Linked DNA regions of Mus musculus: all the other regions are linked to region 2. Evidence: chromatin loops called from intact Hi-C (ENCODE). Cell type or tissue: heart. All regions are shown on one strand.

Region 1 (8,000 bases), 640 kb after region 2:
TGGGGAGTGGGGAGTCAGCGAGTCCGGGGTTTTTCAGCCATACATTCTGACTTGGTAGCTGGTGTATGCGTAGCCTATAATACTAAGTGCTCCTCCAGAGGCTGAGACAGGAGGATTTGGAGTTTCAAAGGCCAACCCAAGCTATATGGTGAAAGAAAGACCAGCCTAGGCTAATTCTAATTTCATGGACAACAGGATAGGAACAGGATCCAATAACAATAACCAAATCATAGCGGTGGCTCTGTCCTGCCAAGTCTCTTGGAGATACAGGAATCCTTGTATCATAAGCCAGGATGGGGGACTGGGAAATCCCTACCAAACTTCACATGGGACCAGGTCCTCTCCTAAGAAGCAACTGTGTGTTCCACATCCCTGCGCCCTTCTCTCCTTTAGTGAGTCACTTCAACTGCCACCAGGGGTCACCAGGGGGAGCAGGGGCAAGAAACCCAAAGAAGAGACAAAAAAAAAAAAAAGCCTAAATTTCTCAGAACCTGGACTTTACCCCTCACACCCCCGGTTTTACTTCCTTCTTTAAAATAAAGCAGATCTCTCTCTAATTTCACTAGCATTAAAGGTTGAGGATCTTTGTATGTCAATTCCTAAATGCCCCATCTATATAGCAAGGGGAACTTTCAATGCTAGGCCTTCCCCATGAAACTCCAGGTTTTGGAATGACTTTGCTTGACATTAGGCGAAGTGTCTTATCAGCATTTATTAGACAAGGGGAAACGACAAAATGACAAATCTTAAGAATCCCTCAGCCAAGCAGGCAATGATGGTGCACACCTTTAATCCCAGCACTCGGGAGGCAGAGGCAGGTGAATCTCTGAGTTCTGAGTTCGAGTCCAGCCTGGTCTACAAAGAGAATTCTAGAACAGCCACTGCTACAGCAAGGGGGAAAAAAAATCCCTGAGCGAAGACGGTGTATACTGCAGAAGACCTGACTGTGGTTCCCAGCAAGCACTTGCATCTAAGAGATTCGTGCCCAACTGTAACCCCAGTTCCAAGGAATCAGACACCCTCTTCTGACCTCTACAGTCACCTGTACTCACACACACATGCCCACCCGAGACACACAAGCCTAAAACTAAATGAACTCCCCCTCCCCCCACACACACACACCTCTGGACTACCTCCAAACAGCTGTATATCCTGGGAAAAGAAGCACCTCTCACCTGCTATGGCCACCAAAGAAACTGCTCATACCCCAGCAAGGCACCCGCGGACTTTCCAGCACAGCCAAGTCTGTGCTAGTGTGTCATGAGCGAGGACTGCTCCAGAAGACCCTGAAGGTGAAAGACAACTGGTATGTGGTCAGAAAACTATAGGTCTTTGGCAGTTTCCCAGAATCACCTGAGAGCCCAGGAACCCACCAAGGAGATGCTGACTCAAAAGCATTAGAGTCCCTTGTAGTCAAAATCTTGAGGTCAAGCTCTGACTAGGAACACCCTCCAGCCACCTGAACAAGTGAGTCCCCTCTGGGGCCCCCAGCGGCTGAGGCTTATCTGAGTCTTTCTCTTTCACCAAAAGGCCAGGTCTGTATCTTCCAAAGTTGGGCTTCCAAGTGCATCATAGGAGAGGGTGTACTGTCCTGTCCTTGGGACTCACATCCACAGATTCCCAGTGCTTGTCCAAGCATGGTGCTCCAGATGGGGGCGCTACTGCTCTGATCTGGTGTGTCCTGAACACAACTGTTTCAGTGTATTAAAAAAGAAAAAAAAAAAAAAAAAAGAAGTTGCTTTCTTTTTTTTTTCTCATGAATCCTAATAGTCAAGCCTTTCTGTGTTCTGCTAATTTTAGAAGTCCTGCTATTCTTTGGGAGGAGAGTGGTGTGAAAATCAAGCAGAGTACCCAAAAATAAAAGAGTAGATCTGTTTCGGGGATTGCAGCATGCTTAACTGGAAGGCAGCTCGGGATCTGCCACTTTCTATCTTGTCTTTAATACATTTTCCCAATTCCTCTGGAATATTTTAGCCTCAGAGAGAACAGGAATTAACTTCCTAGTCTATGAATATATCTTTGAGGAAACACGGACACTCAAAATGATCTCTAGACCCTGTCTGGAGTAGTAGTAGTAGTAGTAGTTGTTGTTGTTGTTGTTGTTGTTGTTGTTGTTGTTGTTGTTCTTCTTCTTCTTCTTCTTCTTCTTCTTCTTCTTCTTCTTCTTCTTCTTCTTCTTCTACTTCTTCTTCTTCTTCTTCTTCTTCATCTTCTCCTCCTCCTCTTCCTCCTCCTCCTCCCCCTCCTCCTTCTCTTTCTTCTTCCTTTTTAAACAGGATGCTGCAGGCCCCCTGCCGAATGGGAGCCTCCAAAGTGTTCCTTTGAAAATGTTATGGCATGTTCTGGGCACACAAGTGAAGGGACGGGAACCTTGCACTGGGGACAGTTTGTAGTGTGCCCTTCAATCTTCCCACTTTGACTTTTATAAAATCAACCCTACTTTAAAGAATTGGGTTCTCTCAGAGTTACCAGAAAGACAGAAAGGCAACTAACTATGCCCCAGCTGGCTGGGTCCCACTGTGGTCACGTGGTGGGCCGGCAGCACAGGAAACATAAGCACACAGGCTACCTGCAGACTCCAGCCCACACCTCCTTACCAAGCGGGGACACCAGAGATTTGTAACAGAAAGTTAGACTCTGTGTCAAGCCCTTCATGCAAACAATAAATATTACTTCTGCTCATAACTGGACTTTTCTCCAGCATCGTCTTTGAATGTTGAACCTTTTTCAATTAATTAAAAGCCATGCACTGCAGAGTGCATATTTTATCAGCCCTCAGCTGCTTAAGTGTCTAGAAAAGACCAGGCCGTTTTTCTTTCTTTCTTTCTTTCTCTTTTTTTTTTCCAGGCAAACCAGAGCAAGTACTTGCAAGGGTCATATCTTTTTAATTATCTTTTCTCTCTTTGATTAATTATTCCGTCTGACAATAGCGTGTTTCTAATGCTATTCACCTGCCTTTGATGATTGACAACTTTTCTGTCTGATTCAGAGCAAACAGCTGCTGCCACAATCTCCTAGCAACCCGGGTGTGATGGATGAGCCCCCAAGATGGATGGTTGCAATAAATCATGTCTCCAGCCATAAAACTGAGAAAAGGGGATAAGAAGAAAAGCGAACAAAAAACAAAACAAGATTTCTTCCCATGAGTGCACTCCGTTCCTTACCAATTATACCTGAACCGGACTTTATACCTATCAGCAGCAAAGTTTTCCTAATCAGAAAAAAAAAAAATGGGAAGGCAGCATTTTGTATCAAAGGTGTTTACAATTCTTTCTGCAAATCAGTACTTGTACTCTTAATTACCTCCGACACTGCCCGGTGCAAGGGCAGGCGATCAAAGTTTTGCCTTCTTCCGGGAAGTCTCAGCAAGCAGCGACAGCAGCAGCTGGACTAGCCTGATGTGGTACCAGGCACCAACAAAAGATGGATCTGATTCTACCCGGTTTGAGGCAACCGCTGGGCAAGCCCCGGAGTGGACCCTAAGCCATGGCCGTGGGCAGAGCAAAGTGTCTGAGTGCTAATAAAGTTATTTCAAATCACACACACAGGCACGTACACAGGCACACACGAGCACACATACACGTGTACAAACACACACACACACACACACACACACACACACACACACACACACACACACACACAAATGCCTGTTACCTAGCACACAGCCAGAGTCCCAATTCTTTCAGCTTCCAATACTTTTCACGTGTGCAGGGAGTTTCTTCCCAGCATTCTCTAGGCACATACATTCTACCCTTCCACAAGTTCTAGATTCTTAATTTTATAGTTGAAAAAAGAAAATCTCCATCTAACTTTCTGTCCCATCATTCTTAAAAATGAATGGCCACACTGTAAGTCACACAAGAAACCTTCTATCTCATCAGCAACCCAAATAAAGTTGCATACTGAATATGAACACTGCTCCTGACAATGAAGTCTGCACTATATTTTGCAGTTTAGGAGGCTGGAGCAGGGAGGCCCACAGCTTCTCTTTTCCTTTTTCCATCAGGGAGCCAGGCACCAAGGGCTCCAACGCAGAATAGTATGTATACAGGCCATCAGGTTGCCACAGCCTCCCTCCAGACAGCTGGGGGCTCTGGTGGCAAGCCAGCCTGCGTCCCTAAGTACTTCCAGTAGGTGGGGGTGTCCCAGTGCACAGAGCTTGAGGGTGCAAAAGCAGCAGAAATGATTAACTGGCAGGGCCTGCAAACAGCTGTCCACATCAGTCCTGGTGGGGGTCTGTGGGGGCCCAGCTGCAGAGAACAGAGTGCAGACACAAAGAAAAAGAGGCTGCTGGGAGCAGAGGCAGGGAGCCACAAAGCATCATTTTTTATCTAAAATATTCTTGAGACATACAAGTGTTTTTCTACTTCACTCTCACACTGCTAACCAAGCCAACCAGTATTTTTTTTAAGTTATATTATGCTATTTTTTAAGTTATATTGTGCTAAAGCTTTTTCAATACAGATTTTAAAAAAAAAGAAGCATGACAGAGTTTGTTATTTTTTTTTTTTAAATCAAACAAGGGTTCTGGCTTCAGCAACTACGGCTCTGTTTATATTTTAATGTTTGGTACGTGACTGCCTCTATGAGGGAAGAAAGGCAGAGAGAGGGGAGAGAGGGAGAAGGAGAGAGAGGCAGTTAGTTAGTTCCTTGCTTGTTAGCTTTAGTGCCAATCACAGACACTTCTTTTTCCCCCATGTCCTTGAAATTTTTTCAAAATGAAAACTTCACCCCTCCCGGCCTTCATGTTTTGGGAGGTCCTCTATTATAAGTACAAGGTGGGGGGGGGGATTCCTATCTATTCAGCAGCAATGAGAGCCCAAGGCCAATCGATGAAACACACCACACACACACACACACACACACACACACACACACACGCCCACAGCCAGCCCCGGCTGGTCCAACTCTCAAGTTACAGGTTTACTCGGCAAGTCTAAATAATATTCAAAATGATAAATGGCACCCCTAGCCCAGCATCTACCATCAATCTTTTTTTAAGGAACATCCATCTTCAATAACGTACGTTTGAATCATGTGAAGCCAGGAGCCCCGAGACTCATTTATCCCACCCCTCACACGCGGGGCCTTGCTTGAATGATACCTGTCAACTGCCTTCCTTACTCTGGACTAAAGGGAAGAAAAAGAAGTAGGGAGAGGAGAGAGAAGGGGACACAGGAAGGACAGGGACGGACGTCATGCATCAGAAGAGAAGCAGTGTGGCTCGGCAGATCATAGAAAGGGATACAGCATCTTTGGTGCCGCAGCCAATCTCGTACCCCCGTGCCACGCCACACACCCCAAAGAAGACAGCCATCTACAGGGCAAGCTGCAGCCTCCCATCTCCCTGCCTCTCCTCTCTCCTCCCTCTGCCTCTCTCACCAAATCAGCAGAGCTTCGTGAGCAAGCCACACTGTACTGGAGGAGGAGGGGACAACCGGGCTTCCCTCCCCTCGCTGTTGTCTGGCCAGGGCCCATATGATAAATGACATATGTCATTCTGTCAGGGGGAAAGGGTGGGTCAGTGATGTATGAGTCCGCTGAAAAGGAAATCGACTGTTTGGCATGGCGAGGCTCTTCTCCACCAGGATTTAGTTTCAGAACTCTGAAATGAATTCTCCGACGTTTCAAGTGCATACTTAGGGCAGGCTGCCGGGAGGCCTGGGGAAATCGCACTTTATCCTCCCCCTGTCCTTCTGATGGTGGAAGCTCGCACACGCATACACACACACACACACACACACACACACACACACACACTTATGCACACCCTAAACCAATCCCACCACCAGATACCTGGGAAAGCCTGTGTGCATGTCAGTGCCCCCAGCAGGCACACGCTGGGGGTTATTAAAAAATACAATTAGAAAAAAAAATTTTTAAAAATAATAAAAGAATTGAACTGGAGGGCAGGAAGGTTAGTCCTTTTATTTATTTATTTTTTTAATGGCAAAGGGCTGACACAAAAGCAAGATAAAAATTAGCATGTTTGAAGTAATCGGCCCGCAGCTTGACATCTGCATAGTAAATTTTAAAGGAAAAAAATGTGTCAGACAGCCGTGCGCCGATGCGCCCTCCCCCCTTTCATTAGCTCACTGCCAGGGTGGTACCGCTCAACCTCATTACGGCGGGAGGATTTATGGAGCTGAACCCAATGGCAAAGAAAAGGCATCTGTCAATAATTGTAGGAAGCTGCACTCACAGCTTTGAAATCTCATTAAGTATGCAGTTATCAGGCATAAAGATCAAAAACATTACTCAACTCCGACAGAATCTTATGGGGGAACATTAATTAGCAACAGGCCTACAGTACAAAAAGAGAGAGAGAGAGAGAGAGAGAGAGAGAGAGAGAGAGAGAGAGAAGGAGAGGGGGGAGACTTCCTCTCACACCTGCCCAAACCCACAAACCTAAACCAACGCTCCCCCTCCCGGGCGACAAAAAATAATTCCTGGCATCTGAGACTGATCAAGAACATGAAACACACACACACACACACACACACACACACACAGAGAGAGAGAGAGAGAGAGAGAGAGAGAGAGAGAGAGAGAGAGAGAAAGGGGGACAGGGAGAGGAAGGGTGGGTGGGTGGTGGGCGGGCGGGCAGCAAGAGAGAAGAGGGGGAGGCAGTGGCTGGCGCGACTGGTTGAGAAAGGCCTGGCTGGCGGTGAGGACAGAAAAGGAAGGAGCTGTCAAACTTGAGGAGGATGTCAGCGCCCGCCCTGATTACAGGGGCCTATGCAGTTCACAGACCTTTTATCATTCCACACATCAAAACCAGCCTGAGAGTCGGAGTCTGAGGACGGAGGCTACAGGTCTGCAGCCCAGGCTAGGCCCAGACCCAGGCCTATGCTGACCACCTGTGCAAGACCTGCTCTCCCTGGGTTTAGGTCTGCAGCCCGGCACTAAAGTCAACAAGGAGCCCTGGACACAAGGTGGGGCATCTCTGCTCCCTTTACACAGCTCTTGGCCTTCCTAGGCGACACTGAAATCCCTTCTCACGCATGCACCTTTGCTTGTTTTTGTGTGTGACCACTCAAGACACACGAAGGACAGCCATGGGGACACAGGCCTGTCATCCTAGCATGCAAGGAGCTTCAGGAAGCAGGGGGTTGGCGGGGGGGGGACTGTAAATTCTAGGCCAGCCTGGGCTACATAGCAAGATGCTGTCTCAAAAACTCACAGATAGATAGATAGTGGAAATCTCACGGAAACTCTTGTCAAGTTCACCCTGGGTTATAAGGCTTTAAAAGGTTCTCTGTAACAATGTCTGGACAGGCGGTGGCTGCAGTTGGGCGTCCACAAGATCAACAAGCTGCCTTAATCCAGGGTACCCAAGAGGGAAAACAGTTAAACGGTATGTTGCCTCGGCCCGCCACACTACCCACACTCTCGAGCTGCATTGGGAGAGAATAATTTACACGTGTTAGGGATTCCCCATGAGCCTTTTGCCTCCAGCATCTCAGGCCAACTTCTATGCCCTGTGGAAGAGATGGATTCATTCTGGGCACAGTGGAGCTGGAAGTGGGGGTGATGAGGTGGCTCCAGAAAAACAGGCAACATGGGCCTTGGGATATCATGAACAGTCACACACACACACACACACACGCACGCACACGCACATGCGCGCACGCGTGTACTCATACACACACATATACACACTCACACATGCATGCACACACACGCAAACATAAACACACAATGAGTCCAGGAAACATACAGAATGTGGATACTGAAGTAAATACGCTGCATTGTATTTCCCTTACATTATTATAGAAAACTAATCTTTCCCACTTACCCAGTGAGCATATGCATTCTCTCCATCCCACCCCCATTTCCCATAATCCTCCATCATGAGAAATCCCAAGGAGCAGAGATATCCCAGCTCTCAGTCCCTCTTATACCACCCTCTGGTGTCATGGCCACCTCTGAAGCCTTTACCTCTGTCCTCTACAGCAGACAAAAACCTTCTCTTAATTGGCCAAATCTTTAAGGAA
Region 2 (8,000 bases):
GTCCCTCTGCTTCCTGGCAATTGGGGAATTGGGCCTTCATTTGGGAGCATAGAGGACACACATTTGAGATGTGAGCCACCCCTGGAAACAGATGCAGATTGCCTCCAACCCTCCCCGACAGACATCTTCCTCTTAGAGCCATATGCTTCCGGGTACAAGAGAGGGGTGGTGAGGCCACCAGAGCCTTAAATCCCATTGTCACCAGCATGCAGGCCCATTCAGTAAAGGTCCCTTTAGCTGGGTGCCAGCATGATTTTTTCCCCCAAAAGTTAATCCATCTTTGTGGGGATTATCAGTAACCTTGCTCCTTTAACTGTCGCTTCATAGTAATCTCTGAACAGAGAGCAATTTCAGGGCATGTAGCCGGATTACTGAGGCCAGGCCTGGGTAGTGAAGGGAGGGGGATAGAGATATAGTCAGAGAAGTGAGGCATGCTAGTGAGGAGACTCAGGGGAGCCTGGAGTACGAGGCTTCAACAGCAGGCGAAGAACACAGTGGGCAAGGTCACTTGTGACCTTGGGGACAGTTTGGGGCTCGGAGGCTGTCCCTTCAGGACCTCCTTGGAGGCTGAGGTCTGGGTATAGGCATTGCGGAAGGACCAGACTGGGCCGGGATTCAGGTAAGGAGGTCAGAGGCAGGTGCAGCTGGCTCCCAGCCGTCTGCAGACCTGTCTGCCTTGGCCCCCACGGGGCCTCTGAAAGCCTGGAATTGGTACTTAACATTTAGTACTCGGGGGAGTTCACATCAAAATCTGTGCTTCTGCTTCTCTGGGAAATTTAGAGAACTCACAAGCCTTGGTCTGCTCCTTTGTGAGGCAGGGCGATAGCCTGGTGCCAGGCGGCCGCTGGCCTTGCAGGCTTAGGACTCTGGGTGCCCAACCTGACCCATGTTAGGAACTAGGCCCGTGTGTATCTCACCACTGGGCCAGGACGTCAGCCCTGCATGCGCTCCATAACCTTTTGCTGGCCTAGGCTTGAGGGAAGAATGCAAGAGGCAAGACAGGGCTGTAGCAGGTGGTGTGGCCCGAGAGAAGCATCAGGTTGAGTGAAGATAATGCTCTCAGAGAGGGACGGTACAGTCCACAGTCCACTGGTCCTCAGCGTACCCTTCTCTAATCGCTTCAGAACAGTTGGCAGGGTGCCCTCATGGACCCCACGTTCACCACCTTCACTCCAATGTTCTAAGTCACCAGGGAAGCCTCACTCAGCCCAGAATGAGCTGGTTTATAGCCTGCATGTATGAAGCAGTCACTACCTAGTTTCCTGGGGGAAGACTGTTTGTTTATGGACACAGTCTCACTCAGTAGCCCAGGCTCTCTAGAAGGAAGGTCTCATCTGCCTCTGCCTCTGCCTCTGCCTCTGCCTCTGCCTCTGCCTCTGCCTCTGCCTCTGCCTCTGCCTCTGCCTCTGCCTCTGCCTCTGCCTCTGCCTCTGCCTCTGCCTCTGCCTCTGCCTCTGCCTCTGCCTCTGCCTCTCTGCCTCTGCCTCTGCCTCTCTGCCTCTGCCTCTGCCTCTGCCTCCCAAGTATGAGGTGATAGGTGCGGATCACCGCCATGTCATGCTCCAAAACTGTCTTTATTTGCCAGGTCTCTGTGTCAGGCCTCTGAGAGGGCTCTGTTGGGAGGGGTAGAGCCCATGTGTAGGACAACAACGTACAGATAGTGTATTCCACACCCAAGCAATGGGAAATTCCTTCCTTGGTGTGTCTTTTCCCCTTTTGTTGGGAGGGCAGCCTGGAGAAGGTCGGTGGAGACTAAAGGGAGTTTCTCCCAGCCCTTAGCATGGCATTCTGCCCAAGAGAGATAGTGTTGGGTTGCTTATTCGACTTTCCTCCTTCCTCATTGTCATAATTTGGTTTCCGGGGAGCTGGTCTTCAACTGCATCTAGAGGCAGGAGATCGTCGAGATGCAAGCTCATTTGATGGTTTTTAATTACCAAGGCAAGGGAGTCGTCGCTCTGCATCCATTTGCAGCCTCTGGTCTCTGGGTAGCGCCCCCCCACACCTTGATGGCACCTCTGGAATCTGAGATGGTGTCAGCCCAGCCAATGTGGATGACAACAGGCATTAATTGCATCCCGAAGGAGGCTTTACTGAAGTTGGGGTCACTCCACTGTGGCGTCCAAAAGCGCGTTGTGCATACACGGCAGTGCAAGAGGGAGAGGGATGCTCTTAGCCACACAGGCTGGAAGAGAAGGGGAAAGAGGTTCTCATAGGATCCTAAGAGAACAAGGAGGGAGAGGCTGGAGGACCCATGTTCAAGAGTCCCATCTTCCCGTCTCTAAACCCCATTGCCCTTGTTACTAACACGAGCCGGAGCTCTAAATCCTAACTACAGGTCTTAAGCCACAATCACACACACTAAGGTTTGGGATTTATCCACACCCTGTCTCCAGATATGTTGACAATGAGGCCACTGTGTGCAGAGAGATGTAGGTCAACAAGAGGTTTCCCCTTTGGGGAGGGAATCCACCAGAAAAATTGATGAGGCAAGACATGAGTTCTCTGCCCCGCCCCCAACATGTGAATTTGTGTTTTTCATGTCTGCTGGGAAAATACAGCAGCACACACGGCCTACATGGGCACAGCATGTTGATTCTTGGTAAGTGACCAGCTCCTGGACAAAGCTGGCAGGGGCATCCAACTCAGACACTACACCCATTTCTTTGACAAGATGTCTTCTCCCTTGTTATCCCCAAGGGCCGCTGGTCCAACTTGGAAGAAGTTTAAGTAACATTGGCAGGGGCACTTCAATGTCCCCCTTGCCGAGGCTTCCCATGTGCTTCAGGTATGGTGTCAGTTCTGAGAACCCCTACCCTGCCTTCCTTTGGGATCAGAGAGAATGGGTTGGGGGAAATGGGTGATAGCTTGTTCTCTATTCCTCTGCCATCCATCCCCGAGACGCCATCTCCCCACAGGATAGAAAGAATCACCTGTCTGTTTTTGGCACCAACACCCTCACGAAAGCCGTAAGAATATGGTGACCTTCACTCTGGTCTCCATGACGACAAGATGGTATATGTATAATTAGTTCAAGCTTATTTTAGGACCAATTCTCTTTTATTTTAGGGCAATGCGAGCTATGATAACTGTAAGCATGTTTACGAGGCGCGCGAGGCTTAGCTGAAATGTGCCAACAATTCTAGTCAAACAGATGGTGACCCCTGATTCAACTTGCCCTCATTCAATTATTCAGCTGTATTTAATTTTCCTCCGAGTGACTCACATGCCATGCAGCCACTTGTCCTCTAGGTGGCACTAGAGACCACCTTTATGGCTACAAATAACCGCGTGCTCCCTAGGTCTCTGAATTTTCTGCCTGGCCTAGGCCGGCAAGGTAGATAACAAAATTTTTGCATTTGAACAATAGTTTCAACCTATTATCAAGTGATATGAAAATGTGGCGAATTACTGGGTCAAATTGTATGCAATTTGGATACAAGCTCTAGATGAGCATCATTCTAAAGAGGGATTTAAAACATTGCCCAGGTTTAATATTCTCTCAGATGATTTGTATGGAGTTTGCAGGGTGCTGTCATATTAAAGCCAGTAAAATTACTGCGGGGAAGTTTTGTGTGCCATCTCAAAATCTCTCTGGTTTAATTCTTTACCAGCTGTGTCGTCTGAGGTTGGGGGACATCTGCCTGTCATCTGTTACTGTCCCCTCCTGATGGTTCCTACCTGTCTGTACATATTTTCAAGCTCAAGGGATCTCTCAAAACTCACCCCCTTCTAGAAAGGATGGAACCGAATCTATTCGGTCACAAGAGTTTGTGGTGCAACAACTAACGGAGCCTGTGGCTTGGGAGCCCCCCCCCCAAAAAAAAATCACTGCAGAGCTGGCTTCTCAGAATCAGGAAGAATAAACGATTCTCTCAGCTGTCTTCTACCCAATCACATCCCAATCCCTTTATACCCTAAATAGGAGGAGGCCCTGTAAGACACACTGAAGCCACAGTTCTCCTCAAGCAAGGTGGCCGAGGCAAGCCAACTGCATAAGTCCCTCAGCCTGTGGCTACCCCTCTTGTCACATCCCCTTGGAGCACTGGGTGTCCGTCCCCTTGTCCAATCCCCCCCCCCCCCCGTCTTCAGTCTGGTCAAGTCACAATGAGAGAACTGTGAGTGGGAAGCAATGCCACTCAGATCCATGCCGACCCCAACGTCTCGAAGCACAAACTGCTTCCAGAGACAATGGGCTGGGTTTTCGGTGGCTTCCTGACTGAGAGGTTCTGGCAAATACAGTCAAGTTCTCTGAACATTGCGGGTTCTCCTTTCCTTTTCATCTAGAGGCAACATGGTGATGGTGAGTGCTGACAGCCCCACACTCAACTCTGGGCCTGGAGTTTCCTGTTGGAAGGCTGGCCTTGCCGGCCACCTTCCACTTGGTCCTGTTGTTTTACCTACAGTGATGTCACTCACGGCGATGTGATGGTGGGTAAGCACCTGCAGCAGCTAGGGCCTGACCTTGGGCTCACTAGCACAGCTGGCCTTACCACACCCCAAGGGCAGACGGAATGGTGCCCTGTTTGTGTCTGGGACAGTCAAACCTAACCTGTTATAGCCATTCTGGCTGCGATTCTGGCAGGATTCAGTGAGTTACATGGTCTTTGAATGGGTGTCTCAATTACAGCTATGCCGAAACCAGAAGAATTGATTTACCTCAGACTCAGCACCTCTCTTGGGGTATCAGAGTCGGCTTGTCCTTCCCACTTTTAGGTAAATTTGGGGTGGGGGAGCTTCATTAAGGTGCTACAAAGAATTGAGCAAACCACTCCGTGTGTCCCTGGATCCTCTGCTCTGAGCCAGCCACCGTCCCCTAGGGATGGAGTGACAGAGCAAGGTGATTCAGAAGGAACAAGAAGTGGCGTCCCACGCCCTCTCTTAGCCTCTTCTGTGCTGCTGGGTGTTTCTGCAGAGCAAGGAGGCAGGGGCACCTGGGACTCTTTCAAAGGGAGCTCTCTCATTAGTGTATGTCCCGAGTGAGATTGTATAGGCTCATACACACAGAATTCTGGCATTTTCTGCAGCCTGTCTCTTTTCAGACTGGGCATGGGGAGCACTCTGAAATAGACAGGAAAGAGGGAAGAGACAGGCAGGGAAGTGATACATTTGTTAGCCACGTAATGATTGAAAACCAAACCAAACCAAACCAACCACCCCGCCCCCCGGTCCCACAAACGCTGTAGAAATGGCTCCTCAGATCTCCAGCTTCAATATGGATTTATTTTTATTACATAAATACATCACTGTGGTATTGTATTTTAAAGAAATAGCGCCCTGCGCCAGGGCAGCAAAAGTTGCTGGACGCTGTGCCCGGTGGGGCCGCCACTGTGGCTCTTGGCCTTCCCTGAGGCCTGGATCCCCGTCTACCGTGCCACCTGCCCTGCCACCTCAACATTCTTTCTAAGATGCCAAGTTTCTGCGGCTCCTGGAGCACCACTCTCCTTTGTTCTGAGGACTCTCTCCACGAGGAGGCCAACTGCGTCTTTACAAAGAAACTAAGGGGCAGGATCTGAACCTATGTGGGAACGCAGGGGCCCCCCCAGCAGGTGGCCGCGCATGCGCTGAGGCAGAAGCCAGGGAAAGTTTGTGCTTTTTGCTGTGATTACTGTCCCCCAAGCCTCTGCTCACTGAGGGGTTCTGAGCTCACACACCCCCCCCTGCTTCCCCGGCACACTCCGGTTTCTTAGCTCCTGCAATTAGATCCCGACTAAGGCAGGCACACCCCACGTTATTCACTGGGGGAGCTCTGAGAAGATCACTTCAGGAGTCTGAGCTGTCCCTAAGGGACTCATTTCACAGAGACCAGCCTCCCCCCACCCCCCAATGCCCAGGAATCCACTCTTCACTTTTTCTTTTTCTTTCTTTCTTTCTTTTTTCTTTTCTTTTCTTTTTTTGGGGGGGGGACCAACTCTTCCTTTTCCCTGAAGGTGGCAGTAAAGGAAAAAAATGAGCCTCTTTGAAGAGTTGGGAATTTTATTACAAAACAGATGGCGAACTGGGCATCCCCGTTGTCCCCCCCCCCCATGTGCCCGAAAGCCTTGGTAAAGGAAGCTATAGCCCCTCAGAGTGGTGTTCGCAGGATTGCTCCCCTCGCATAGTGGCAGCGTGGTAAGTCAGCCCAGAGCTGATGACCACGGGCTCAGCCGGCCTCCTCGTGCCCCCCTTAGTCCCTTACCAGGATAATTGAGGACCATAATGCGGGGGGAAGAGCGCAGAGGCTCCCGCGGGCTGTCAGGTATCTGCTAGTGTCTTCATGTCATCCGTCAGCATTGAGCCTCTCTGTCATCTCTTCTCAGCCTTCAGCGCCGTGAGCCCTCACCACGTTCATTATCTCGGCTCAGGCCGGCCCTCCCCCCGGCTCCCCCCACCGGGTAAATGCATCTTTGTGCAACTCTCAGTCTCCGATTATGAATCGATGATCATGTGGTATAAGAGAGATAGATGGCTTTTAGTCGCATCTTGGCTTCCCTAATTGTAAAATATTAGTTACATTACACTGTGTCTTTTGATTAATGGAACTTATTTGGAGTAGCCTATCCGAACCCTCCCCCTTCCACAGCCCTCCACTGACTTTTGAGAATTGAGTGATCTCACTTAAAGCAGACAAATAGGCCCTTCAGTGAGGAGACAGCGGCGCTGCGATACTGAGGGCCAGACAGGCTCTGCAGACAAAGTCCTGTGTTCCCGAGAAAGGCTTCAGCCTCGCTAACGCCAGCCTCACACCTCTGATCCGCCCTGGACAGCGAGTTTCTCCTTCTGTGTCATTTCCCCCTCTTGGCAAACAAAACCCATCTTGCTGACTTGCAAAACAGGATGTGAAACAAAATTTAATTAAAATTAAATAAATCGCAGATTGCCGAATCGCCACGTCCAGCTTTCAAGGAGACAGTCAAATCTGAACTTTGATGGATTTCAGTCCTGGCTATGCCAGGGGGCTCCCTTCTTCCTGGATGGCATGTGGCTTCAAATCAGCCTCGTGTCCATCACATTAGACATGGGAAGATGTTTGTTCTTTAACTGGGAATTTAGTTTGCACAATTTATTTAAATATGATCTGTTGATAAAGCCTTTGCCACATAAAAGGGAAAATAGTGGCTATATCTGTTTATTAGTTGCTTGCTCTTAGCCACCAGGCTTTGGGGTGATAGATCCCTCATAAATAACCTATTCTTTAGTAGAAATCCAAGGCCATATTCACTTCAACTTATCAGCTCAATTCAAAAGGTCTATTTCTTGTCAATGGGTGCAATGTCTATATCTTGGGAATCAGGAAGGCTTCGCAAACGCCTAAAAGACGCCACAGATCGGAACTCCAGCATGCATTCTGGTGGGGCATTTTGAGGACACATGCTATATAGAATGCATGCAAGTATTCATATCTATTCTTAGTTTTACAGGAGCTGCTTTGTATTTTATTCTGACCTTTGGGTTTTTCTTTTTTTTACTTTTATTCATATATATACATATATATATTTTTTTTCAGACACTGACACTTCTTGTGTTTCCTGGGGACATGCTATTTCATTTAACAGACTTGTAGCAAAAGATTGATTTTATTATGTGTATAGAAAGCTGGTAACATTTTACATGGTATTTTTCTTTTTTTTGAAGAGAGTAACAATACACTTAAGGCTGCCAGGAAGACTGGAAGCAACAGAATAAGAGGACTGACTATAAAACTCATTTGAGGAACAAGGTGCTTGCAGATTGGCCTTCTGCATCAGCGCAGCCCCACCAGCAGCACCCTGTGTTACAGGCTGCACAGTGGGCCCCACAGTGTCTGCAGAATCGGCACCCACAGCGGCTCTGGGGTACCAACCCCAGTGCCCCCTCGTCTCCCGCTCCCCATCCATGCTTAGATTCGGGGGATTTAGACATTTGGCTTTTGTGTGTAGTTTTGACTCCTTGCTCTGAGGAAAGTGTATTCTGGAAGACTCTTTGTTCCGAGTGTCAAGGGACTTTTGAAAATGTCAGCTGATTTTGGGCTGTTCTATCTACCA
Region 3 (8,000 bases), 650 kb after region 2:
CTCTCTGTTGGGATCTTCAAACTTTCTAAATTTGGGTAACACTGAGAGTACAGAGGGAAAACATGCCTTCATTCTATGCACCAAACCAAGTTGAATCCCCCTCCCCCCTAAGGTTTCTTCACAACACTGTCAGACCAATACACTTCTGGGAGAAGTACCTTATGGTTGCTTCCCTGTGACCCTGGTAAAGAGACTGAAGGCCAGAGTGCAGCTGAGGTGGGAGCCCCGCTGGTCTGATGGCAATCACCAGCAGCAGCAGCCTGCATAGCACCATCACTAGCCTGTATCCCACCAGCACGTGGAACATTACCTCGGTGACCCTTCTTCGCTCAGCCCTCCCCTCTTTTATCAAAAGAGAAGTGAGAAGAAAGAAGATTAAAGAAAAGGACTCCTAAGCAACCTTCCCCTTCAGGCAGCGTCTGAGCCTCTGCACGTCTGAGTGTTATTCATATCAAAATACATCACGTCCATATGTGGTCCTCTCTCGGCAAGCCGCCCCAAATCCCTGAAGTTGCACTGACAGGGCCCTCCTGACGTCACGGAGCTTGGCCTCACTATTGCAAGTGATTTATTGATGTTTATTGGGAATGAATAGATCAAAGGCACAGGCATGACGGGCGATCAATCAGTCATCAAATCAAGGGTGGCAACCGGCCAGAAACCCTTCTTCCAGCCAACGTGCCCCCAACCGACATTATTGCAAAATAATGTTATGTGTGTGGGTTTTGTTTTGTTTTCAATGAATCTCTTTTCCAGAAGGAAAAAAAAAAAAAAATCAGCTCAGTCCTAACAGGAGTTGACGTTCCTGGCAGAAAAAGAGAGGGAGGGGGGAGTACTCAGATATGTCCCAGAACTAAGTGCTAGAAAAGGGTAGGGAGCAGCAGCGGAAAGAGAGGGAGGGGGTAAGAAGACATTCAGGAATGGAGGAAATGTCAGCATCCAACACTGACCTGACAGTCATCTGACAATACCCAGACCCAGTGCGCTCTGGTTTCCACCGCTGTACCGGGTTTGGGCCCAATAAATGAAGAATCAATCGAATTAGCAGTAAGGTGGCCAGAGGGATCCGCTAGCTCACTCTTGCTCGCTCTGGTCCCGGTAGTCACCGGGTACTGCCCGGGACAACGCGGAAGATGTCCCAGAGAACTCAGGTGACCCCGCCCGCCCCCCACCAAAAGGCACGGGTTGGAGAGCGCCTTCCCCGCTGCAGCCGGATCGGCAGAGGCGGGGACCTAAGCCGGCTCGGTGGTCCCCAGGAGGGTGTGCGAGCCGGTCGAGCGAAGAACATAGCGGGGCAACTGGGGGGCGCGCGCACCCGGGCAGGAGAGCCCCGAGCCAGCCGGGCTCCCGGAGTTACTCAGCGCCCGCAGAGACAGACAGAAAATGAGAGAGAGGCGAGGAGTGCGGCGAGCAACGCGGGGGCCGGCGGCCCAGAGGCGCGGCGCGAGCAGAGGAAGAGGAGGAGGACCGGAGGAGGAAGGGGAAGCCGCTCGTACCTGCTGCGCGCCGGGGCGCCTGCTGCTTCCTCCTCGGCATGATGCTTCTCCCGCGACTGCCACCGCCGCCGCCGCCGCCGCCGCCGCTGCCGGGCTGAGCCGAGGGAGGGAGGGGCGGCGGGGGGGGGGCGAGGCGGGCCTGCTCGCAGCCTCCCCCCCGGAGAGCGGCCGCCCGCAGGATGCTGCTGCGCCCCGGCTCTCCGCGTCCCCCCCTCGCTGCGCTCCGCCGCGATCCCCGAACGTGCGGAGGGAAGGAGGGCGGGCAAGGGAGGCGCGGGGAAGGAGGAGCGCGAGGGGGAGGAGGAGGCAGAGGAGGAGGAGGAGGAGGAGGAGGACCGCGCTGCCGGCGGAATGGGAAGTTTGACAAATCGCTCCAGAGGCCCGAGGAGGAGGGGGCGGGGAGGAGCGGTCGCCCTGCCCCCCCCCCGCCCCGTCCCCAGACGAGGTGCGCGGGGTTCGGGGCTGGGGGGCGGGGAGTGAAGGAGGAGAAGGCGGGCAGAGAGATGAGAGGAGGAGCCCAGGAGCGACCCCGGTCGGTCCTGCCCCGCTTCCCGCCCCCAGGCAGGGAGGTCAAGGCATGGGGGGGGGGGGGGTGGAGGGGGGGCGCAGCCGCCGCCGCCGCGGCCCGGGGCTCAGCGGTCCAGTCTTCTGCCCACGGCGCGGCTGGAGCGGCGGCGTCGGCAACAGGCAAGCTTAAAGGAAAAGGAGATGATCGTGTCACTCGCCTGCCCGCGGAGGCGCCCCCAGCCTGGGTCCTGGCCCGGACGCCTGCCCAGGGCCCCCCGCCCAAGTCCAGACACCCGGAGCTGGCCCTCCGTCTCCGCCCCGAGCGCTCTCGCAAAGGCGCGGGGTCCGCCCTGCGGAGCGCGTCCCGGGGCGCCCACAGCCCCCGCCCATCCCTCTTCCCCACCCGGTCTCAACCCCGGGCTGCTCCCGGCTGCCCCTCCCGGCCCACACTCCTCTCCACCCGCCGCGTGCAGCCCCAGAGCGCTCCCCTAGTTGGGATGGTACCCCTATCAAAGATGCCAGGGCCCCGGGGGTGCCCTGGAGAGAAGATGTGCGGGCTGACATGGGTGTGGGCTCTGGGTCTTCCCTCCTGGGACCTACAGTGGCTACCTCCTTCCGTTCCCCCACCCCACCCCCGCCACAAACTTTCCCAGGCTTGTTTCGGGGGTAAGCATGGGAGGGGGCACCTCCAAGTTTCCTTTACTGACTTTGGGACGATCACCGTCTCAGCACCCCGCGTCTCGCCCCCTTGGGCTACTGGCCGCGCCCCCCACCCACTGCGTCGGAGGTTGCCAAGGCGGGAACGGGGGAGGGAGAAGAAACTCGGGTTCCCCTGCCCATCCCCCGCCGGGGTGCGCCCTGGACAGGGTACTGCCCCAGCCGCTCCCAGCTTAGGGGCAGTTCTGGACGAAGGGGATTGATTATTGATTGAGTGATTGGGGTCGCAGAGGCTCCGGGCAGACTCGGCCGATGTGCCCCGGGAAGGAGGCGGCTGGAAGGCTGCGGTGGCGACAGGGCGACGTGGGCTCACTTACTCTGGTGGTGAGGGCGCGGGTGGGCTGGAATTCACGCGGGCGACCCTCGAGCGGTGGCGGCTGAGCGCCAGCCAGAGCTTGAGAGGCGCGGGCGGCGGCGCATCGATGCGCTGCGGGCTCGATTGCGTCTCCCTGGGCCAGCTCTTAGGCCGGGAATGGGGCGGCCGCGGCGCAGCGGGCTCTGGGCGGCGGTGGCTGGGGTGGCCTCTGGGCCCCCAGCTCCCGGGAGCAGCACTATATCTGGGTGCTCCGGCTGGGACCCTGAAACCCACGTGAGCCCCGAGGCCCACAGTCTACCCGAGGGCCGGCACCCTGCGCCCCAGGACTAGCTGCCTGAGCGCACTGGGAGCTGCAAACCCTGGCCTTCCTTTCTTGCTTCTTTTTTTCTTCTTCTTCCTCTTATTTTAAACTTATTCTTCTCTTCCCTCTTATTCAGCCCTGTCTCTTTTTCATGCTTTCTTTGTGGTTGGTTTTTCAAGTTTGTTTTAAAAGTTCACAGCGTGCTTTCTTTTTCTTATAGACCAGGAGACCAAGATCTCACCCTACCGGTAAGATCAAAAGTCTCCGCTCGCCCCCGGCCGGCCGGCTTGGGCTGGGTCCAGACGCCTCCCTGAATGCAGATGTGTGGCTGCTGTCCTCCGGGGCTATAAAGCCGGCTCCAGCGCCTAGGCGCTCGAGAGTTGAGTTAACCCGGTGTGGATCCCGGGCGGAGTCGAGAGCCAGAAGCCGGCTGCGGCTGAGCTCCCGAGCTGCCTGTGTGTGTGTCGCGTACCCGTGGGTGGGTGCGCCTGGGGTGTCTGATGCCTGCGGCCTCAGAGGCCGAAGCAGCGTCTCCTCCAGGCCGTGGAGACGCGGGCCTCGGCGCGTAAAGCTTCTTGCGAGCGAGGGATCGGTGAGTCGTCTGGCCCCGCCGTTGGCCTTACGGTTCAGGTGGCCGCGGCGCCCCTCTGACCTGAAGGAGGGTCGTTGTCCCTGGAGGTCAGACCCAGAAGGTCTGGCTTACATTCAAAGCGGGGAGAGCCCATCTAGGCACGCCGGCGGCGGCGACGTGTTCATAGCGCTGGGTACCACGCACCGGGAGTTCGCCCAAAGGATGCTTCCCTCTCCCTTTGCTTTCTTTTGGTGCTCTCTCAACCTTCGTTCTCTCGCTGCCCACCCCCACCCCTCATACCCTCGTGCCGTGACCCAAGCGGCTCCCCTGTCGCCCGTCCTCACCCCTGCTTGCCAGTGCCTAGCCCTCCCTGCTCAGGCGCCGCGCACTGTGTGATCCGCCCTAACATCTGTCCGTCCAACCATTGGCGCATCCATCAGTGTCAATGGACTGCACATTGCAGCGACAGCCTGTCACGCACAACACGGGCTGTGCGGAGTGCACGCTGCGACCACACTGCCTTGCCCGATGGGGCACTCAAACAGACTCGGCCGTCTTGGCACCGCCTGGATTCCCATTTCTGCTGAGTTCTTTTAGCTACATGCACCCATTCACCTTTGGGGGATCCCAACATGTGCATAGTTTTTCAGGTCGTTCTACGGATGGAACATTGAAACAGCGAAAGTAGGCAAGGTCAGCCTACTCCTTATATTTCCCTAGGATTTATCTTCCCTTCTGCTGTAAGGTTGGGTGTAACTAAAAGAGAAGGGTTCCCCAAATTCTCACCCAACTCAAAGTAGACCCTGAAGCTACCTGAATGCTACCTGAATGCAGGACCTTAACTTCCTTAACCTGGCGAGGTACTAGGTTGTGGGGTTTGCCCCTCTGCATCTAACAAGATTTCAACAATAAAAACTTTGTATAGCCGGGCTGACCGCTGTTTCCAGGGCCTGACATGGAGAAATGCCAACTGATGGACTCTCCGTGAAAATGAAGGGCTCTGTATAGGAAGAAATGGCGTCTGGTAGTAGTAACTCTGAAGTTCACATGTCATTACAGGGGGGAAAAAAAGGGCAGAGCCATATGTTTGAGAAATCAGAGCTTGCAGATAATTCCTGGCTGCCGAGGCTGCATTTTCGAGTTCTTCCTATTGTACTTCTTTGGTTTCTGCTCCTTCTGGATCTACTCAGATGGTAAACACACAAGCACAGGTGTCCCCATGAGTCTGTCCCTCCCAGAGGCCTTTCGATTCTTTAAGAACCTCAGGGGAAGGGTGTGTGTGGGGTCCTACTTCTCTGACATCTGAATGAAGTCTGCCTGGCATTTGACCTGACTTTATTATTGTAAATATTTTCTGTCGACTATCCCGACGGCAAGCAACCCTTTCTGCAGTTCATATCGCTGTTAGGGGATCCCGATGGGAAAAGAGCCGCGTTCAGGCAAGCGCTAAGGGTTGCTAGGTTCTGGGAAAGGCCAGAGAAGTGTTGCATAGGCACGCTCAGGACAGTAACCTGTGCTGTAAGACGTCGCGGCTCCTTGCACCGCCTCATCCAGCGGTCCAGCTGTTTTCTCACTCTACTAGAGGGCGGAAAAGCCTGAGCATGGTAGAGGATATAGAATTCTGTGAAAGATCTACTATGTAGAAATCGTTCCCTCTACTCTTCACAGAGACGCGGTTATCTTTTTAAAAAGCAACAATGGGTTTTCAGTGTCTGTGCAAGTACCTAGGAACTTCTGGTCCACTTTGAATTATGCTGGGTAGTAAATGTCTTAAGTTAAATACGTCTACCTTTGGGAGGTGCCGCGTTTCTGAGAATAATTTCTTAAACCCCTAAAAATAGACAGAGGAAGGAAGGAGATGAATAAAGAGAAACATCCAAACACTCAGTGCCAGCCCATGGGGGAAACTGAGAGTTGGCATCTCGGTCAGGAGACTCACCTTGAAACTGGGTGGTCAGATTATGACCCCTTCAACGTTCCCAAGAGCCAAAGAGGCAATCTTGACCACCCCTGAGACTGCATCTAAGACTCAGAGGTCCTCTACCTCCTGCTGAATCTCCAGAAGACTCCCAGAGAGAGTTGTCTAGGTCAGGGGTGAAACACCCTACCAAGCTTTTCCAATTTTGAGCCCTGGGTTTCCATTCCTGGGACCGTTTATCATAAGTTTCATCCACCTTGGCTAGCCTGAGCCCCTTGAGGGTGAGGTATACCAATTAGAGACATGGCTCAAAACAGTGTTCTGAGGTGCAAGGAGTCTAGCCCCCTGCCCCCACTGCCCAGTATACTGTTTACAGTTGTATGATGGGATGTAGTGGCTTGGCTATGCCTGGAGGCAGACAAGTTTGTATTCTAGATGGCCGCTAAATGACAGCCCTTCTGGTCCTAGGAAGGCTGGAGTGTCTCTTAGTTGAGTGCCCACCTAGAAGAAAAAAATCCTGAATGCCATCATTCCAGGACCTGGAGCTAGGGCTGGCTGGTGTCTCTCAGCCTAAAGTCTGACCTCAGACGGGGGTACATGCTGAGTCCGTGGAAGGATCATCTTGAAGGACAAGGACTCTGGGAGACTTTGGTGATAGCATGGGCCTTTGGCAACAACCCAGGGTTGCGCCCTGACAAGAGGCCCCAGGAGTAATTCATCTCCAGCCTGAAATGGTCAGAAGCCTAATGGACCTGCTTTTTTCCCCCTCACTTTTCTGGGTTAGGCAGTGGTGGAAAAATGCCATGAGTCCTAACATTACTACCTCAACCTGGCACTGGGCTTCAGTCCCTGCCAGAGCCTGAGGTTAGGAGGGCCTGAGTCAGGCTTTAGCCTGTTTGCTAAAGGTACTTTCTCACAGCAGGGAAAGTTTGTTTCTCTTTTTCCTGGTAGCTTTGTTTTAAGAAACCAGATGTTTTGTTTGTAAATTCTCCCCAAGAACGTTTACAGTTTGAACTTGAAATAAACCTTTGAAAATCAGGGCGGTGGATTAGGTAGATTAATGCCACTTCTCTCCAGCTTCTGGAGAGCTGTATCAGGGTGCAAGGAGAATGAGACTAAGGGTGGGCGACAGTCGTGTAAGAAAAGGAAGAGAATGGCTTTATGCAAAACCAAGAATTATAAGCACCTCCCAAATCCAACACAGGAAGACACAGCCACATATGCAGGCACACACTTCCATCCCCCTCCTGGTATCGTATCTAGTTTGCTAATTTCTTATGTCTTGGGACTCAGAAGAAAAGACCCAACTTTGACTACATGGCCAGTGCAAGTCTGTGGGTTTTTAGCTGAACTCTGACTTAAAAGCAAAAGGGCTGTAGGGCTTCCCAGGTAGCCTGGCTGCGGGTGATCAGTCCCGGGATTCCGGGATGCAGATGGGGCAGGTTGGAAGCTAGTTCACTAGATTAGCGAGGACTTTGGTTATAAATCCCAGAGGTAGAGCTTTCCATCCCCCAAGAAAGCTGGTGCCTGCTGCTTCCCCTTCCTTTTGCTTCATCCCCACTCCCCATCCTAGATTCCTGGGCAGTTAGCTTAAAGAAAATCTCAACAGAAACTAAACCTAACAGCAGAGGGACAGGAGATGATCTTGGGTGGGGTTGGGTCTAGGCGTAAGCCAGGCAGCTTCGTTATCCACTGTGCCAGTCCCCCATCTCTTCTTCCCTCCCCCAGCCCTATTTTCAAATACCTCCGTTTTCTTCCGAAATGTTTTTTCATTCGTTTACCGAAGTTACGGGAAAACTTTTTGGAGATCGCCGGTTAAATGGAGAAAACTGAAAGTCTTTGTACTTCGGTCTTAACAGGACAGAGCTGCTTTAAGCTCCTTTCAAGAGCAGAGTTTCCAAGGAAAATGCCCTTTGGTCAGACTCCTACCTTCGGACTTGGGTTCTAAGGGAGAATTTTCTCCAAATCCCCCCTACATCATTGCATGCTCTCGCTCCAACTCCACTGAGTGAAATATATTTATAGAAACCATTTGGACATTTAAAAACCAAACAAAACCTATATTCAAGATAGCTGATGCTGGCCACGTAGAGACTCACCCTTGGCCAAGAGTGAGACTCGCCCCTGGCCAGGAATGGCTACTTCTTTGCTGATGGGGATGTGGGAGATGCCCA

What was found. Peaks named below come from ENCODE experiments on the same cell type or tissue, not always from the same donor. Only the 100,000 strongest peaks of a DNase experiment are listed, where the experiment ranks them.
Region 1: it touches region 2 in a loop (3.0-fold over the local background); 17 of 42 quality-filtered maps call a loop at or near these places.
Region 3: it touches region 2 in a loop (4-fold over the local background); 16 of 42 quality-filtered maps call a loop at or near these places.

Annotation. Positions count from the first base shown.
Region 1 is chr7:36,705,605-36,713,604 of GRCm38, reverse strand. All of the region lies in intron 1 of Tshz3 (teashirt zinc finger family member 3), which reads right to left. Among named protein-coding and RNA genes, the nearest start is that of Gm36722, 11 kb to the right of the region's middle. In heart, CTCF peaks have their summits at 1,643 (motif pointing right) and 4,133; DNase peaks (open chromatin) are centred at 4,194 and 5,409; H3K4me3 peaks cover 867 bases; H3K27ac peaks cover 1,282 bases.
Region 2 is chr7:37,341,462-37,349,461 of GRCm38, reverse strand. It overlaps a transcript of Zfp536 not described here. Among named protein-coding and RNA genes, the nearest start is that of Gm30483, 17 kb to the right of the region's middle. In heart, CTCF peaks have their summits at 3,239 (motif pointing right) and 5,931 (motif pointing right); no DNase peak of the experiment used is centred here; H3K4me3 peaks cover 1,304 bases; H3K27ac peaks cover 1,041 bases; H3K27me3 peaks cover 4,420 bases.
Region 3 is chr7:36,691,786-36,699,785 of GRCm38, reverse strand. It overlaps Gm36722, which reads left to right and starts at 1,564. Exons shown (of 3, transcript XM_030243157.1): 1 at 1,564-3,929. The coding sequence starts at 1,676. The coding sequence ends at 2,923. It overlaps Tshz3 (teashirt zinc finger family member 3), which reads right to left and starts at 1,668. Exons shown (of 2, transcript NM_172298.3): 1 at 1,497-1,668. The coding sequence starts at 1,536. In heart, a CTCF peak has its summit at 3,587; DNase peaks (open chromatin) are centred at 1,935, 2,455, 3,165, 3,715 and 2 weaker places; H3K4me3 peaks cover 4,575 bases; H3K27ac peaks cover 3,450 bases; H3K27me3 peaks cover 4,582 bases.